Regions from separate parts of the Mus musculus genome. Here region 1 is linked to region 2. Evidence: chromatin loops called from intact Hi-C (ENCODE). Cell type or tissue: heart. All regions are shown on one strand.

Evidence for each region. A loop is a pair of places that touch in the nucleus more often than their neighbours do. Peaks named below come from ENCODE experiments on the same cell type or tissue, not always from the same donor. Only the 100,000 strongest peaks of a DNase experiment are listed, where the experiment ranks them.
Region 1: it touches region 2 in a loop (2.7-fold over the local background); 4 of 42 quality-filtered maps call a loop at or near these places.

Annotation. Positions count from the first base shown.
Region 1 is chr6:88,757,157-88,759,656 of GRCm38, reverse strand. The region is part of intron 2 of Mgll (monoglyceride lipase); the gene reads right to left. Among named protein-coding and RNA genes, the nearest start is that of Gm26588, 16 kb to the right of the region's middle. In heart, CTCF peaks have their summits at 993 and 1,542; DNase peaks (open chromatin) are centred at 376 and 876; H3K27ac peaks cover 1,285 bases.
Region 2 is chr6:88,811,592-88,814,091 of GRCm38, reverse strand. The region is part of intron 5 of Mgll (monoglyceride lipase); the gene reads right to left. Among named protein-coding and RNA genes, the nearest start is that of Abtb1, 29 kb to the left of the region's middle. In heart, a CTCF peak has its summit at 1,005; a DNase peak (open chromatin) is centred at 1,871; H3K27ac peaks cover 495 bases.

The DNA of each region.
Region 1 (2,500 bases), 54 kb after region 2:
CTGAACCTCCACCGACCTTGATTTCCACACCCTTAATTTCTAAATTCCAGAATTTTTTTTTAATAGCAGAAACGAGATAAGGGCCCTGTGCTGGCTAGGTTTTGGTCAACTTGATGCAAACTATAGTCACCTGAGGGGAGAAAGCGTCAGTTGAGAACTTGCCTCCGTAAGATCAGGCTATAGGCACGCCGGTAGAGCATTTTCTTAGTGATGTGGAAGGGCCCAGCCCACTGTGGGTGGTGTCCTTCCTAGGCTGGTGGTCCTAGGTTCTATAAGAAAGCGGGCTGAGCAAACCACAATGAGCAGGCCAGAAAGCAGCCCTTCTCCATGGCGTCTCCACCAGCTCCTCTCTCCAGGTTCCCACCCATTTGAGTTCCTGCCCTGGCTCTCCTCAGTGGATTGTGGAATTCAGGATATGTGCGCCTTAGTAAACCCTTTCCTCTCCAAGTTGCTTTTGGATGTGATGATTTTTTTTTTCTACAGCCCAGAAATGTGCCCAAAGGCTCTGAGTTCCCTCTGCCTTTTCTCCTCTGCCTCACCTACCCCTGGGTTAAGTAAGAAAAACAACCTGTGACCACAGACTATCACATTCTTATCATCCCCCCCACAGCTGCCAGCTCCAGGAGGTTAAGCAAGACCCCTGGGAAGATGGACAGGCAACAAACAGCAACCACCAACCATAGCTTCCTGGGGGCACAGAGCCCAGGACTGAGAGGACCAGGACTCTCCCATCTGTTCCCCAGAGGACTTTAGACTCTGTGGGCCCTGCTTTACTTGCTCTGCCTATCTGTGGATCAAGGCCTGGTGCCCTCCTAGCTCTGGGTGGGGAGACTTGGCTCCATCCTGCTCACACGTGTACTCAAAGATATCAAGGCTGATAACCAGTAGGATGGAGGAGGTGCTCTGCTCATTTATCAGGGCAATGCTGGAGAGGCACCAGCATCCACAGGAAGGGACGTGCAGTCAGAGGAGTGCAGTGCTAGTTCCCATCCCCTAGGAGCCACTCAGGCTGGGGAAGCTCAGACACCAGCCACAGTGTCTCCAAGGGCTTCCCCCCAACGAGGGGTGGTGTGTGCTCTCCCTTCCTGCATATTCCCAGGCGCCCCGCTCCACAGCCTCCCAATCTTATGGCTGTAAACATTTAAAAAAGATGCATCTGCTGGTCCTCTGGTGGGATTGTGGAACTGAGCTGGATCCCTTCTGGGCTCCGTTGAAATCCAAATTGAACCCCTGTTCCCTCCTTGGCAGGGCTTCCCAGGCCAGAGGATAAGGACAGATTCACACCTGCCGAGGGCCACACAATCTAGAGGAAACAGAAATAAACTTGTCCTCTGCGACATGGATCAGTAACGCCGACCTCACTGAGGTGTGACCATGGACTAAGGAGCTGTGGGGGAAAGCCCAACATGACGGTCACAGCAGCCATGTTGACAGCTGCCACTTGGCTGGCTGGGTCTAAGAATATTATTACAACATAATTCATTGAGCCCTCAAAAAACCAAAACCAAAACCAAACCTCACCTGAGGTGGTGCTGTTTTAGTGTCGGTGCTACAGATGAGAGAAGTTCGGAGTGGCTAACCAACTTCCCTGAGCTCACACAGACAATAGATTTTGAACCCAGAGAGGTTTGCAATTCTGACCACCACACAAAGCAATCACAAGACAAAACTATGCACGTGGTCATGTCACAGAGGGTGACCAGGTCAGGCTATGATTCTGCCCCTCTCCACACCAACCACTTACTCTTCTGGCCTCCTGCCCCTGCCCCCTCCCCCCCCCACTTTCCTACCCTGTCTTCCAACCACACAAGATATATTGGTTCTCCAGTGCCCCAACTTTGTCTATGTCCTCCGACATTGGTGTGAGCTGACCTCTAACCCTCGGTGGCTTCCCATGCAGCTGATCACTCCCCACAAGGTCCTAGAACCTCTGACTGTGTTTGGTTCACCCAGCACTTGTCAGAACGTGGTATAATGGATCCTTTGTTCCTTGGGGAGGGCGACTACACTCCACAGATTCATCTGGGAATCTCATACCCAGGAGCACAGCCTCTTAGCCATAAGTGCCATGTGGATGGATAGACAGATGGATGGATGAACAGATGAAGAGAAGGACAGTTGGAAAAAGGATGGATGGATGATAGATATACAGATGGGAAGATGGATGGACGGATGGACGGACGAACGGACAGATGGATGGATGGATGGATGGATGGATGGGTGGATGGATGGACAAAACTCTCTAGGGCATCCTCTAGAGTCCTGGAGGCTACTTACTCAATTGTGCAGAAAAGCACCCAATTCCATTCTGCGCATCAGCCCAAAGTGCCTCCTGTCACCCACAGATGACCCCATTTACCACACAGACAAACACTTCTGTAGAGAAACGGAACAGAGAGAGTGAGCAGGTGGAACCACAGACATTGGGGCGTTCAAGGCAAGTGTGGGGCTGTGAGCAAATTGGGGTGGACACAAAGAAAGACAGAGGCCTCACGGGCTG
Region 2 (2,500 bases):
CAGACAGTTCCTAGAAGCAGCTGCAATCACACCCCTAAGCTTTGGCCACAGCAGCAGGCCACACCGCTACAGTGTGTCAGCACGCACCCCTGATTCTCCCAGGAGACAGAGGGTGGGGCCGTGCTCACCCACAGGTGGAAAGCATACGGGATCCAAGTCACTGACACTTCGGCAGCCTTCTCAAGAGAGGTCTTCGTGATGTGCAATTTGTCCTGCAGGGTGTGGAGACAGCGTGGGCGCAGCTCAGGAAGAGGGAGACTACGAGCTGCCCACCTTTCCCAGCAGGCAAGTCAGACCCAACTGGATCACAACTGGGTGTTAACTCTGGGTCTGAATCCCTGCGAAAGTCTCGTTATAACAACCTTCATTAGTATATATTTGCATGTGGTCATTTTACAAACGTGCTGGCTTCTACAGACATTTCTTTCAAGTTTGCCGCGTAGTTTGCCTGTGTTTACCCCCACTCTTCGCTCCTGCTCCCCATTCCTTTTTCTTGCTCAGCCTATTCCTTTTCTCAAAAGTGCCCTTTCTACTTTCACACCGTGCGCCTCTGCATATACATGTGTGCTTTTTTCACATATGAGAGGAAGTGTGGCATTTGTCTTTCTGCGTTTACTTCATTTCACACAATGATTTCCAGTGCCACTCATTTTCTTGCGAGTGACATAATTTTGTTCTTTGTGCCTGAGTAAGAAAGACTCCATTGTGTGAGCACACTGTATTTCCTTGATCCAGTCACCTGCTGATGGCAACTTGGCTGGTTCTGGATCCTGGCCACTGACACCTATAGCGGTGAACCTGGGTGTGCAGACATCTCTGTCTAAGTTCCCACAAGTGGTAATACCTGCATCACATGGTAACCTGTTTTCTTTATTTTATTTGCTTACAAATGGGGACAATCAAGCTTCCTCTAAGATTCCTGGTGTTTCCCCTGCAGAACTTGTGGCTTGGTCCTTGCTGGTTAACTGAATGAAAAGCAAACAGCACCCCTAGTGGAGAAGTGTGTGGCTTGCAACTTTTCTGATGGTTTTTGAGACAGGAACTCACAGGGTAGCCCAGGCTAACCTTCAACTTACCACCCGCTCTTCACTTTTGGAGAATTGGGGTGGCAGGTATATACTCCCATGACTGGATCTGTGACTGAAGCTTTGCGATCTGTAATGTAGCCCTATAAACGTACTTCTCCCCCAACTGTGGCTGCTCTCCTCATGAGCAAGGCCTGGAGAAGGTGTGTGTGTCTGTCCGTCCGTATGTCTGCCCTGAGTCTCTGTCACAGCCTGAGGACAGTTCTGAATCAACTGCAGTACCCATCACTGTAAATAGTAGAGACGTGCATAAATGCCTTTATTGATCTGAAAGGTCTTAATAGCTCCTCTGATCATTTTTAAGCTTCAGCCAGAAGAACTTGCTGTGAGAGGTAGTTACTGCCCCTTCGTTCTAACGTGGCTCCCAAAAGCTGGCCTGCACGGAGGCCACGGGATGGCTACAGCTGTGACCTGGCAAGGCTCTCTAGGGTAACTTTAAATTGTTCTGGGCAGGAATGCATCCTGCCCAGTTGAGCAATAGAATGTTTTGTGCCTTTCCAGTGGCTCGGAGCACGCTCCGATGGCTCTGAGCTTGCTTTTCAAGTTCAGATTCTGGAAATCTGAACCCCAACTCTCAGAAAACAGGTGCCTGTGGGTCTGAAGGAGTCACACCTGTAGCTTATGGCGGCTGACCCACTGGCCCGTGCAGGGCACTCTCATCTGCAGCACCCCGTTCCATATCCCTTCCAGCCCACTGGAGTCCACTGACACTGGGGTGTTCAGATGGGAAGTAGGCTCTGGCCCACAGGAAGCTGACCTGGGGACATGCTTTAGGGTGAAAGGGGCTCAGTGGCCCAGGCAGTAATCAAACCGACCTTGAGAAAAACAATGGCCTCATTTCCTGGTCTTCTAATTGGGAGTCATTTCCTGTTCTTGCAGGTGGCACGGGAGCAAACAGTGCTCTCTGTGAGACAGGTCTCCTGGAGCTAGCCCCTCCCCATACTTCAGCTAGAGGCTCCCAAGAACTGGGAATGGAACACCCTGAAGTCCTGCTCAGTAGCCCCAGAGACCTCATAGGGAGCTAGATACCCACCCCCACCCCCACCCCCACCCCCAGGGACCTCATAGGGAGATAGTTCCCACTGAAGACAACCTTGGCGGTCCCAGCCCAGCCTGGCCGGGAAGTTTTGCCTTCCTTAAGGTTCCTAGAAAAAGAAGGGATGCCAGATGACACAGAGAGATTGTTCAAGAGAGGCAGCCTGGGCTGGTGAGCAGCTGAGACTGGTTCTCTGCAATTTTGGTCTCTAAATTTCTGCTGTTGCCGTCCCCCCCCCCCGCCCCCCCCCCGCCCCCGTGAAACCACTTCCTCAGCAGAGAGTGCTGGGCACTGCTGTCTTTGTCCTCAGTCTCTTCCCGGGGCTAAATATATCCCAGCTTGTCTGAACAGAGCCTCAGTGTAAAAAGCAGATGGTGCT